3 separate regions of the Homo sapiens genome follow, and regions 1 and 2 are each linked to region 3. The links are chromatin contacts, found by Hi-C or POLR2A ChIA-PET in ENCODE. All regions are on one chromosome and are shown on one strand. The core of a region is the stretch at or near the end of the contact, and the rest is flanking DNA. Distances in the headings are between cores, read along the strand shown. Region 1 holds the start of LINC01182 (long intergenic non-protein coding RNA 1182). Region 2 holds the start of LINC00504 (long intergenic non-protein coding RNA 504). Region 3 overlaps LOC124900670 (a long non-coding RNA gene).

Region 1 (4,503 bases), core at 1,111-3,610, 510 kb after region 3:
AGCTCTTGAAGCGACTTCCTTTTTTCCTTCTCTCTCTTTATAGACGCGATGTGGAGTAGGGAGCAGGTGGTACACCCTTGTGGGAAAACAGGTACAGAGACTGTGGGGGGCAGACAGGGACAAAAGAGAGAGAGACACTGCCTTCTGCTTATTTTGTGTGGTATAGGAAGAAAATATTTAAACGTTTCTACTTTAGATACAGTCTGGCTTCCAATTCCAGTTCTATCATTTTCTAGCAACATAAATTTGGGCAAGTTGCTCAGCCCCTCTGAGCTTTAATCTCCTCCTTAGCAAAATGGCTCTGGTGACACACCCTTCCTTGCGTTGTGAGTGTGTAAGGCAGGTATGGTACCAGGCGCCGAGATAAACATTCATCTAACAGTCCCTTCCTCTTTTACCTTTTGTTTGTTTGTTTTTACTTTGGCACCATTTATGAAGGTCCAAAATAAATCCCTTTTTTATTTGTTTGGTTGTTTGTTTGTTTTGCCTTCTAAATCCTGAGTCTCATCTACAAAGTGGAAAAAAAAAAAAGGCTGTGAATTTCCATAATGTAAGTTTCGTTTTCTATGACTCGATTATGGCAAGTGATGTATAAAGGCTGAGTGGAGTGACAAGGAGGGGCACAGAGAAGAGGGAGGACAAACTTTACACCAGCAAATCCAACAATCGGCCCCTTTTGAAAAATCATTAGCAGCCTGCTGGAAGCTCCAAGTCTCCCAGATTTGGGATATGAGAGAGTAACAACATGAATCTAGAAAATGTGGTGCCTTTCGTGCATAGATTTGAATTAGAGAATTCTTGGTCAGTTTTGCATATGAAGTTGGGGAGAAGGCGTGGGCGGCGCAAAGAAAAACAGAGAAACACCTCCCCCTGCTGCCTGGATGGCGAATAGCAGCAAAGATGCAAAAAAAAAAAAAAAAATTCCATGGTCATATAAAAACCCTCAGCCTATTCCGAGGGTTTGCAAAGGATTCACTATGTGCAGGCAGCTGAATTTTATGGAATGCATTTTCCTATCCTAAGTTACCTTCAAAGGTCATAAAAAATGATCTTAGGACATTATTACAATGATGATGCTTTCCACTGGGCATGTTGTTATTTGTTTCTTGAACAGGAAATATATTAGCGTAACTTTTAAATTAAAATGATATAAAAGTTATAATTGAAAAGTCTTGTTTCTGACTGCCTTACGTATACCTAGCTACTTTTATTAGCTTTTCATATAAATATAAGTAAATGTGACTAATGTAGTCTTCTTTTTTTCCTTCTTACACAATAATTAGCTGTTTGACACTCTTCCGGATATTGTTTTTGTCACTTAACAACATAACTTGGTGATCCTCCCAGAGCCGAAAAGCTCTCCCAGATATGTTTCAGGGCAGCGTAACCTTCCTTGTTCTTCCTTCACTGAGCATGTTATATGTGGAAAGAACACATCCCCACTTGGGGAAACCAGATAAATTGTTTAAATTATTGCAAATGTGAATGATTTTAATGTAGAAATAACCTTTTTCATTCCACATTAATCACAAATACTGTTCACAACCCTTCGTAATAAACTTGTCTCCTGCTTATTTTTTTTTTTCTGGTATTCCTTGTGATTAGAATCTCTCGCCTTGGTATCCGCTGTGTTCAAGAGCAGAACAGAGCTTTGAACTTTACAGGCTAGTGCTCAGAATTAAAAGTGCTTAATGCCACCAAGATTTCTATTAAAAAACCCAGGGTAAAGGAAAAAGCCTTTTGCTTCAGCTGAAATGTTCTTGTAAAGGGCAAAATGGAAAATACAAACACCACTGCCGTTTGCTGGTTGGATACCACAGCCATCGGCACCTCCTGGAAATGGCAAGCCCATGAGTTCCTGATGGAAGCCAAGGTTAGTCTTATTGCATTTGAGAGAGTTAGAAAAGTGTCTTTCAGTGTGGACAGAGAGCCAGCAAGATTGTGAAGGTCAAAGAAAAATCCAATTATCCATAGCAAACACTGACCATACAATTAAATTACACCAGTCAGGAAAGCATCTGATCTTCTGCAACGGACTTCTTCCAGCAAATTTACCCTTGAATCAGTCTGGGCCATTCATTGGCAGCCAGCTGATCAGTTTCCTTCTGCTGCCCTGCATCCTGCAACATGTCTGTAGCAGATGTATCACTGCCCACCTACATCCCCTTGGCCCACCCCAGAGGTCACCTGCAGCTGCAGTGGTCAACTCCCAAGCACGCAGACATCTCAGCATCAAGAACCTGCTTCTCTCTGCCCAAGGGCTTTTTCTGGCCATAGAAGTATCCCCTGCACAGTCCAGATATGCAGGCTGGACAGAAGTTCCAGGGAGCTACCATTCCCAAGAGCAAGCCTCAAGCAATGCCTGGGAGATAAACACCCAGCTCCCTTGCTTGCCCCTTGCCTTGCTGGGGCAATGCCAAAGTGTGTGGTGCCCATACTCTCAGAGGGACACCAGTGCGACTGAGCCCCAGGTGGGACCTACTCATTAACATGCTGTTTATTGGCTTTTCTCTCTTCCCTACTGTCTCATCATTTTTCTGGGATTGACTCCTGTGAGAGCCTTGATCCAGTCAAGAGACAGAAACTACACAGTAAGTTCAACAGGACAAGTGTAACACAGAGTCATTAACTACAATGAAGAGTATAGATATAAGGAAACTCTACAAAGCAACCTAGAGCTACGAGGGAGAACTTAGGAAAAGACGAACTTGAGAAGGATTCAGACCTCTTGGGAAACGGTGAGGTTCAGCCCACGAGACAGCAGAGAAGTTAGCTGCTTTGGCTAGGCTGGAGCCGGCCTGGAATTGCTGGGAACCTCCAGGTGCAGCCAGCCTCCGTTGTGCACGCAGGGGGCGCCAATCAGCAACTGATGGTGAGGGATGGAGCCCGGGAGCTGGCGGGGGCTGCAGGAGGCTGCAGAAGGAGCGGAGCGGCTACTCAACGCCTGACCCTGCCAGCTAAGTGCAGCTGCACACAGGCCGAGCAGAAGCTTGCAAAGGGAGGCTGAGTCCCGGACCCAAGTGTAGCAAGCAGGGAAAGGGAGGGTAGGGCACCGGTAAGGGCAGGAGCCCTTCGGAGGCTCACTCTGTGCTGGGGAGCTCTGCTTTCCATGTCAAGAAGCCTGCACAAAAATTATCACCAAGCCGGGGCTGCAAAGTCACAGAAGGACCAGTTCCACCCGCTGTCCTCGTCCACCCACACTACTGAGCCGCGGTCCCCGCACAACCGGCGGAAACCCTCCTCCAGCTGCGGTGTCCTCCGGCGCCCTCTACTGAGGAAGCCTAGCATCGCGCGCACTTAAAGGAGACGGGCTCAAAGGCACGCCTTCGTTAGTCCCAGAGCATAAATTAATAAAGGGTCCATTCAGAGCTGAGAGGCACAAAAAAAAATTTTTTAAAAAGATAAATACACCTCCAAAGTCCCACTTGCACTCAAACCCTTGTCTCAGGATCTGCTTTTGAAAGAACCCAAATCACGACAATGTCAGACAGAGATGTGATTTTTGTTGACAAAAAGAGTCAGACTCTAAAATATTTAAAGAGATTTATTCTGAGCCAAATATGAGTCACTAATGGCCCATGACATAACCTTCAGGAGATCCTGAGAACATGACCCCAAGGTGATTGGGGCGTCACCTAGATGTATACATTTTAGGGAGACGTGAGACTTCAATTAAATACATTTAAGACATACATTGTTTCAGTCCAGAAAAGGGAAAGTGGGGAGGTCTGCTTCCAGTTGTAGGTAGATTTAAAATTTGTCTGATTTGTCAATTGGTTGAAAGAGTTACTATCTCTAGAAAGAAATGTCTCGGTTACAATAAGAAGTTGTGGAAACCAAGGTTTTATCACGCAGATGAAGCCTCCAGGTAGCAGGCTTCAGAGAGAATAGAATGTAAATGTTTCTTATCAGACTTAAGGTCTGTGTTGATGTTAAATGCTGGCCACGTTTCCTGAATTCCTAAAGAGAGTAGGGTATAACGAGACATGTCTGACACCCCTTCCCGTCATGGCCTGAACCAGTTTTTCAGGTTAACTTTGGAGTGCCCTGGCCAAGAAGGGGTCCATTCAGATGCTTGGAGGGGCTCTAGAATTTTATTTTTTGTTAATATTTTAATCTTGGCTCTGTATGACCTCAAGAAAGGGTTTTATCAGCTTAGAGTCTCCACTTTCTCATCTGCAAGATGGAGGTGATAATAAACAGTCCACCTCACAGGGACTATTCTTGAGAGAATGAAACAAAATAGACCACCTGCTATGCACTTGGTACAAAATAAGTGCTCAAAATAAGTGCTCAATATCACCTCCCTTCCTCCTTTTCAAACCAAATCAAAGCCCCAAAGTTTCTTCTTCCTTTCTTTAAGTAAGAGTCAAGGTATGAGAATGCTCCAAGCTACTCTGCTCAAGACATTTTTCCCTTAAATTTGGCCCAGGCCATCTTGGAGGAAAATGGAGAGATTAGAAGGAGGCCTTGACCTGAAAAGGAATGATTTGAAGTATTGGA
Region 2 (4,334 bases), core at 1,424-3,923, 720 kb before region 3:
GAGACAGATTCATGGTTGTTTAAGGCTGGGGTTGGGGCTGGGATGTGGAGCACAGCTAATGGATATGAGATTTCTTTTGGGGGTGATAAAATGTTCTAAAATTAAATTGTGGTAATCAACATATAACTGTGGATATATTAAAAACTACTGAATTGTAACTTAAATTGGGTGAGTTGTATGATGTGTGAATTATATCTCAACAAAGTTGTTAGACATTGTCAGCAGGTGGATGTAGGAATATTTGACTAGATGAATTTTAATGTTCATTTCAGCCATGAGATTCTAAGATCCTACATTCCTTTATTGTTCTGAGTCTCAGTTTTATCATTTGTAGAATGAGGAGACTGGAGTCTATGGAATAGATGATTCCACTTATAACTGAGCTGAAAAACATCACCTGACATCCTTATTTTACCTACAGAGCAGACTAGTTTAGAACATGGACTTTGGAAGCAACATACCTGGATTTGAATCCAGTTCTTTCATGGCTCTGCAATTTTAGGCAAGTTATCATACTTCTCCCAAGCTTGCTCTCCAAAAAGGAATATGGAAGGGATGATACAAGTACTACCTTCTTCATAGGGCTGTTGGAAGGATTTAATGTGATAATATTCTAAAGGGCTCAGCAAACACTTGGCACATGGCAAGTCACTACAAGAAGGTAGCTATTAATTTCCTATGGCCAAGACTAATGGCTCTACTTCATTAGTGGACCAGATAATTCTTTTTCAACAGGAAACAGACCATTGTGTTGTCCTTTCTAATTTGATGTTCTATCATTTATACATCGCACGCAATTTTTAATTATTAATTCAGCAGCATCTGTGTCAGTCCAGAACATATTTTCCCTCACACCCCTCCTGCAGTCTGGTAAGATCTTTGTGTTATCAAATAATCAGACTGCCTCTGTTTACAAGAGGCACCAAAAGCCAGATCTGTAATCATTAAAAGCAATCCTGATGGATGTAAATACATCTAGTTAATATTTATTGAGCACATATTTTGTTCAAAATATTATGCCAAGCACAGAGGGAGCTGCAACGATGAGCAATATAAAGATGTTACTCTCACAAATCCCATGGTTTAATGGGGAAGACACCCCCATGTATTAATTCAGTGATACATCAGATATTATTAGGGGAATGGAAAGATATGTCGTACAGTGCATCTTGTTGAGCTCAATAATAGATGTATGAAGTAAGTGCTGAGGACACCTGGAGAAAGAGGTGATTGAGTCAATATGGAGAGGAGATGCCTGCCAGGTGGAGAGGTGAATGAGGCCATTCCCAGTTAAAATCAGGGAATAAACTGAATTTCTCATCATTCAACAAACAGCTCATGCCCATTCATGGCCTGCATTTCTGATTTGGAGACCAGGGAAGGCTTCATGTCTAGGTAGAGCTGCTTCTGGAATGACGAAGTAATATTTGGATATTTAGAGAAGAGACTAGGGAGGACGATCATAGAAAGGGAAGATACGATCAGATTATGAAAGGCCTTCATGCTAAAACACTGAGATCACAAAAACTCATAAAGGGGAATGACAAACCCAAAATTATGCATAAATGTGGCTGTGCACATGCTGGAAATAAAACACACAAGTGGCTTTTTTCCCACTTTTCACTTAGTGTTCTCAACCCAGAATTTTGTGTGCATTGATCAGGAAATTGCTCTTTTTTCCTAATAGGTAAGTATTTGAGCAACAAGGCAGCATGTAGTTTCAACATCAAGCTCACTGCTGACTCATTTTTCTCTCAGCACCTAAGCTTTTCATTGTCAGTAACATTAATTATACCTATCATTCACTCTAACATGACCTTTATTTTTTTCCTCTTTATAACATTCTCTCCACATGGGCTCATGTTTGGGAGGCTGGAGACTGGTGATGTCAGCCCTGAGTTTTCATCATGTGGCAATCAGAGCTCTAGAAGCACAGGTCAGACTTTCAGGCTCTTCTGTTGCTCTGCCTCCAGCATTACGTGCCTGAACTGAATTGGCAAGCCATTCTCTGCTACCAGGATGCAGAAAATCAGGTTCCTAATTTGCCAAACAATTCTTCATTTCAAAAGGTTAGGGCAAGATTTGCAGAAGAGAGTTGGAAGGAACAACCATTTATTAAGATATCAGTGAATGAATGTGGACAGTGTGCTCCAAAGACCCGTATTTGAATCCCAAATCTGCCACTTATTTTCTGGGTAACTTTAAGCAAATTGCTTCCCTGCTCTGAGGCTCTGTTTCTCCCTCCTCTAGAGAATGAGGATGGTATTATTTATCCTGCAGGCTTGCTGTGTGGCTTGAATGAAGTTCTCACTGCAAAGCATGTGATCCAGACTTGGGCACAAGGTTGACTCCTACTGTCAAAGGCTCAGCAGAAATGACAGCTATGGTGAGCTTTCACCTCCTGCAGGCTTTAGGAAACCAGTGTGTAATGGGAAAATAGAGTAAAAACGACTGATATGGTTTGGCTGTGTCTCATCCAAATCTCAACTTGAATTGTATCTCTCAGAATTCCCACATATTGTGGGAGGAACCCATGGGGAGGTAATTGAATCATGGGGGCCGGTCTTTCCTGTGCTGGTCTTTCCTGTGCTGTTCTCGTGATAGTGAGTAAGTCTCACAAGGTCTGATGGGTTTATCAAGGGTTTCTGCTTTTGCTTCTTCCTCATTTGTCTCTTGCCTCTGCCATGTTAGAAGTGCCTTTCGCCTCCCACCATGACTCTGAGGCCTACACAGCCACGTCGAACTGCAAGTCCACTTAAACCTCTTTTCGTTCCCAGTTTCAGGTATGTGTTTATCAGCAGCATGAAAATGGACTAATACAACTACCCTTGAAAATCCCTTAAGCCAAATGATTGCATATATGGTTTTATGCCCATGAAAATAAGGTCGCTTCTGGTTAGCGGCCAAAGTGAACAAAAACCAAGTAAACAAGACATATATTTTAGAATTAAGATCATATTGATCATAGAACTTATTCACCATGTTAGATATGCAGGGGAGTAAGAAAGTCCAGGGCCGACCTCATGGTTGTGCATTCTGTGCCATTGTAAAGGGCCTCACACTCAGAAGAACCCTGTGCTTGGCCCAATGCTCTGCTATCACTGTCTTGAAATTCTTAATTTTTGAATAGGGAGTCTCTCAATTTTACTTTCCTCTGGTCCCTACAAATTATATAGTCAGCCCTTGTCATATATTTAAATTATTATTTCTCACTTACCCTCATTCCCATCCCAATTTGGTATAGTTGAATTCACATAAAGGCTTATATGATATGTTGTATAGCTAACTGGCTGTGGTACACAGTATCTTAATGTATTTTCAAGCATACCCTCGGAGATTGGTATAATTGGCCCCATTGGAAGGATGTGTAATTTACTCAAGGTCATATGATTAGTAAGGCAATTGGTATGCCTGTCTACTCTTTCTATTATGCCACAATGAATGAGAAAAAAAAACAGAAGGAAATTTCAGTGCAAAAGTAAGAGTTATAGGAGTACATTTGAACTAAACCGATGAAGAGGGGCATGCTGGAACCAGCAACACATTATGTATTTATGTAAAATTCCTTCAGATGTGTGCTTGCTTCCTGGCATGAAATCTGCAGCATTTTGCTCGTCATTGTATTCCCAGCCCCTGGCATAATGGTTAGCATGTAGAGGACGCTCAATAAATACTTGTCGAATGAAGGATATTCCTGCCAGATTCTTCTTCATTCTGCATTAATAATTTGGCCTTCCTTCTTGCATATTCATATGTTTGCTCCTTTTATTTGAATCCCCGTCTGTTTGATAGAAGAATGTTCTTTAGCAAGCGTGACGATTAATGATATCAGGCAAAAAGCCCCAAGATCTTAACTGATGAACAAACACAAACTTTGTTAATGATGCTTTTTGTAGAAGACATTGCTGGTTTATTATGTATTTCAAGCTAAAGGAGAATTCTAGCTACCATTTGAATTCTCTGCTACCTGGAGTGCCTTGGAAAAGGCCTTGGGAGAAAGAACTCCTCTTGCAAGTTGCAATTTTAAATTAGGAGTAATCTCCCTGCCACACCTAGGAATGAATTAGCACACTCTTTCTGTGTCATTATCCATTCATCCTTACTCTGTCCCTATAGTCAATGTGTCATGAGGGGCTTTTGATTTTTCCTCCTAAATTGCTCAACACCACCCCTCCTCTCCATGATCGGTTATTTCTCCATCTTGGAACTCACATTTCTCCTCCCTGTACTAACCCAATGGCCTTTTAGCACGCCTCTCTGCCTCCTTCTAATGTAGTCATTGCACAGAAGCCAGAGAAGTCTTTCCAATAAAAGACCCTAAACTCAGCACCCTC
Region 3 (4,326 bases), core at 789-3,288:
CCAGCCTCACAGGCCCATTCTATTCTGTCGTCATTTCATTACCTCTTCCATGTAGGTTACAAGCCACTAGCCCGTCTCTTAGAACCTCTCATTTCCTTTCCATCATGGAAATCTATCCTCAAGGAGATCACTTCTCAGTGTGCCATCTGCTATTCTACTACCCCTCAGGGATTGTTCGGGCCTCCTCCCTTTCCTACACATCAGCTCTGGGATTTGCCCCTGCCCAGGACTGGCAAATTGACTTTACTCACATGCCTCGAGTCAGAAAACTAAAATATCTCTTAGTCTGGGTAGATACTTTCACTGGATGGGTAGAGGCCTTTCCTACAGGGTCTGAGAAGGCCACCACAGTCATTTCTTCCCTTCTGTCAGACATATTTCCTCAGTTTAGCCTTTCCACCTCTATACAGTCTGATAACAGACCAGCCTTTATTAGTCAAATCAGCCAAGCAGTTTTTCAGGCTCTTAGTATTCAGTGAAACCTTTATATCTCTTACAGTCCTCAGTCTTCAGGAAAAGTAGAACAGACTAATGGTCTCTTAAAAACACACCTCACCAAGGTCAGCCACCAACTTAAAAAGGACTGGACAATACTTTTACCACTTTCCCTTCTCAGAATTCAGGCCTGTCCTCGGAATGCTACAAGGTACAGCCCATTTGAGCTCCTGTATAGATGCTCCTTTTTATTAGGCCCCAGTCTCATTCCAGACACCAGACCAACTTAGACTGTGCCCCAAAAAATTTGTCATCCCTACTATCTTCTGTCCAGTCATACTCCTATTCACCGTTCTCAACTACTCATACATGCCCTGCTCTTGTTTACACTGCCGGTTTACACTGTTTCTCCAAGCCATCACAGCTGATATCTCCTGGTGCTATCCCCAAACTGCCACTCTAAACTCTTGAAGTAAATAATCTTTGCTGGCAGGACTACGCTGAATCTCCTTAGGCACTCTCTAATCAGATGTCCTGGGTCCTCCAATTCTTAGACCTTTTATACCTGTTTTTCTCCTTCTCTTATTCCATTTTTTAGTTTTTCAATTCATACAAAACCGTATCCAGGCCATCACCAATAATTCTACACGGCAAATGTTTCTTCTAACAATCCCACAATATCACCCCTCACCACAAAATCTTCCTTCAGCTTAATCTCTCCCACTCTAGGTTCCCACGCCACCCCTAACCCCGCTCAAAGCAGCCCTGAGAAACATCGCCCATTCTCTCTCTCCATACCATCCCCCCAAAATTTTCGCCACCCCCCACACTTCAACACTATTTTGTTTTATTTTTCTTATTAATATAAGAAGGCAGGAATGTCAGGCCTCTGAGCCCAAGCCAAGCCATCGCATCCCCTGTGACTTGCACGTATATGCCCAGATGGCCTGAAGTAACTGAAGAATCACAAAAGAAGTGAAATTGCCCTGCCCCGCCTTAACTGATGACATTCCACCACAAAAGAAGTGTAAATGGCCGGTCCTTGCCTTAAGTGATGACATTACCTTGTCAAAGTCTTTTTCCTGGCTCATCCTGACTCAAAAAGCTCCCCCACTGAGCACCTTGTGACCCCCTACTCCTGCCCACCAGAGAACAAACCCCTTTTGACTGTAATTTTCCTTTACCTGCCCAAATCTTATAAAACGGCCCCACCCCTATCTCCCTTCGCTGACTGTCTTTTCGGATTCAGCCCACCTGCACCCAGGTGAAATAAACAGCTTTATTGCTCACACAAAGCCTGTTTGGTGGTCTCTTCACATGGACGCCCCTGAAACATTTATCTCATCATTTGTTACCGAGCAACAATTCAAAACAACAATGCAGTGTCTGAAAGGAATAATTCATGGGGCTTTAAAACAATGAGAGAAGAAAAAAGGAGAATACAGTACATAGAATACAAGATGTATTGTTCTGAGGCAAGTCTTGGATATCATCTATTTCTACATTAGGTGTGTCTCAAGAGTCCAAAGCTTCTTGCTAATCTGATGACTCCCCACAACATCCTGGTATTATCATTCCATTTTTTTGAAACCTGAGCAAACTGAACCACAGAAAAATTGAGTGAATTGAGAAGGTCACGTGGAAGTCAAGCCCAGAATAGAACTGATGTCTGCTGGTTTCCCATCCAGTCATGACCCTTCCCAATACACATTATTTGAAGCAGTCTGGTCAGCAGTGGCTAACGGCTTTAATATTTTTGAACCATTAATTTTTTTTTTCTGAGTAACATTCCTGGCAAGCTTGCTTATTTTCCAGGGTGAGAGATATGTCTGAAAATAAAGTTAATGGACAATGTTGATTGTCACCCTAAAAAAAATAGCCTTAAAGCAGTGAATGGATTTTAACTTAAAATGTGGATTTTTAGGTTGCATTTAAATTTATATAAATGTCATACTAATATCGTGCATCTTGAAAAATAGAAAGGTTGAATGAAAAATATTGAATATCAAGGTAAGAGTTTTTGAAAAGGTTACAAAACCTGGATTCAGAATAACAGCAAGGCCTTTGGCAATGAGCTTGAATTCTTGCCAGGAAATGTAGTTCATCTTGGCATCCTGCCCTGACCTCACAATCCTGGGCATTGGCTTATATCTCGTGCTTCAGCCAACTCATTTCCTCCAGCCGAATCGATGACTTTCTAATAGCTGAGCATCCTGCTCTGAATCACTTGCAAACCACTAAGATACACTTTCTCTGTTTATTTTCTGACTTGAGACAGAGAACAGCAAGGTCAGTTGATTCTTTCAATGATTGCTCTTAAAATAAAAACTTTCACTGCAGTCGTTTGAACTTTTGAAAACCAATGTCCAATAATACAGCCATTTCAGCAAATTCAGTTGCTCATGATTTCATAGTTTTTCTATAGCTTTATCATCTCTATCTCTATGTATATCAATACATATATTAATGCATCAGTAATTAGTTAATGGGTATGTACTTTTATGTCTGTCAACCATAGTGCCTTATGCCACATAAATACTCAATGGATGCTAAAAAAAAAAAATGCATATAAAGGTAATAAATTGTTCTTTTGCAATTAGAGAGTTATTTTCATGCCAGCTGGAATGTTCATATTAAAATCAGAATAATCATGTATTTATCATTTGATGGGAAGAAGAAAAGTTTCACTAATTGGAAAGGAGCTTGTCTGAAAGCTGTGGAAGACAACATTGAATGGGCTTGTTAGGCACAGAACATAATCTTGATGTTGTAAGAGAATACGAGCAAAAGAATGGAGAGAAAACAAGTCACCATGTGAAAGTTTTAGTGTAAAATTGCAGTAGGAAATAAATTCACTGCTCACAATCTTCTTGATAGCCAACATTTTCATAAGCTTTTCCACCGTCATCGTCAACGTCATCACCATCTTACGACTATAGGTCAAAGAAAACTAGCCAAACTGGCAATCAACAAGTCAGGAAATTGGAACATCAATGTTATTATCAGTTAGCATTAGTAGGATTTCGTAGTTGATGTGTGTTTAAGACCACTTTTACATCAACTGAGACAAGACTGCTTACCTTCTCAGGATTTTAAATATCATAAAGTATGTGGCAAATAATCTGCCTTTGGGCACTTTATTTTCAGATTTACTTAGTCATCATGTACTTTGTGTGAATGTGATGAATTCGAAGACATGAACGAAAGGCTAGATTAAACTGCTGACTAACCATGAAGAAAATGGTCAAAGTATGTAGTAAAACCAGTTTATCTCTCTATTTTAAAGCCATGTTATCTTTAACTTAGTTGCTGTTGGAAAAACAAGATGCTTTTTTCAGATGCCAGTCCCTGTAAAACAGTGACTGGAATAACCTGAGATTTTTTTTTTTTTTTTTTCAAACTCTAAATTCTGTCTCAAATGTTAGTTGCTAGTTGTGAAGGAAATCATTAAAGGCCAATTATCATTAAAACAGTCTCTGAAATTAGATATCTGATGAAGGGAGAATTGTTCTCTCTTCTCTTAAAGGCCAATGCTTGGACAGGCATTTTCTCTGGTTAGAAAATCCCATTTGTGTTCAGTTACTTTTCAATTTCTGCCTGTTTCTTAGGAAAACAGTGAAAGACAATTTCAAAAAAAAGAATCCGTGGAGAAGAGAAGGCAATAAGATTGATAAAATTGATAAGCTCTTAACATCGGGGTGAATCTATAGACTCTTGATGGCTACTGTAAAAGGAAATTCCATTTAAATTTGGGAAAGGGTATGAAGCATTTTTCTTTTACCATTTTTTTAAATGGGGCACAATTTACATATAATAAAAAGCAGATTTTATGTGCATTTTGATGAGCTTTAACAAATGCATAATAAATTTGTGCATCCAAACCCTCAAGTA

Evidence for each region. Hi-C counts contacts between places; a loop is a spot of excess contacts on that map. ChIA-PET counts read pairs that join two places held with the same protein, here RNA polymerase II (POLR2A). Pooled maps may share reads with other maps.
Region 1: a loop to region 3 is called in a map of PC-3, with 8 times the contacts of the local background. The contact joins the promoter of LINC01182 here to the enhancer-like site in region 3. A Hi-C loop is called at or near these places in 4 of 168 maps with a recorded cell type or tissue (GM12878, PC-3, PC-9 and 1 more), 18 of 37 single-sample maps with no recorded cell type and 15 of 50 pooled maps. POLR2A ChIA-PET finds 5 or more read pairs at or near these places in 3 of 52 experiments (MCF 10A, T-cell and activated CD4-positive, alpha-beta T cell).
Region 2: a map with no recorded cell type shows a loop between it and region 3 (2.7-fold over the local background). The contact joins the promoter of LINC00504 here to the enhancer-like site in region 3. A Hi-C loop is called at or near these places in 6 of 37 single-sample maps with no recorded cell type and 5 of 50 pooled maps.

What each region holds. Positions count from the first base shown.
Region 1 is chr4:13,653,036-13,657,538 of GRCh38, reverse strand. It overlaps LINC01182 (long intergenic non-protein coding RNA 1182), which reads right to left and starts at 2,360. Exons shown (of 4, transcript NR_121681.1): 1 at 2,188-2,360. RefSeq lists an enhancer at 2,786-2,835.
Region 2 is chr4:14,886,508-14,890,841 of GRCh38, reverse strand. LINC00504 (long intergenic non-protein coding RNA 504) reads left to right here and starts at 2,673. Exons shown (of 7, transcript NR_126435.1): 1 at 2,673-2,783.
Region 3 is chr4:14,167,388-14,171,713 of GRCh38, reverse strand. The region is part of intron 1 of LOC124900670 (a long non-coding RNA gene); the gene reads right to left. Among named protein-coding and RNA genes, the nearest start is that of LINC01085, 58 kb to the right of the region's middle. RefSeq lists an enhancer at 1,018-1,589. Within about 2 kb of position 2,038, at least 4 of the 41 ENCODE cell types and tissues checked have a DNase peak (open chromatin) inside an H3K27ac peak, as active enhancers do; they include PC-3, PC-9 and mammary epithelial cell, where a contact is called at or near this core.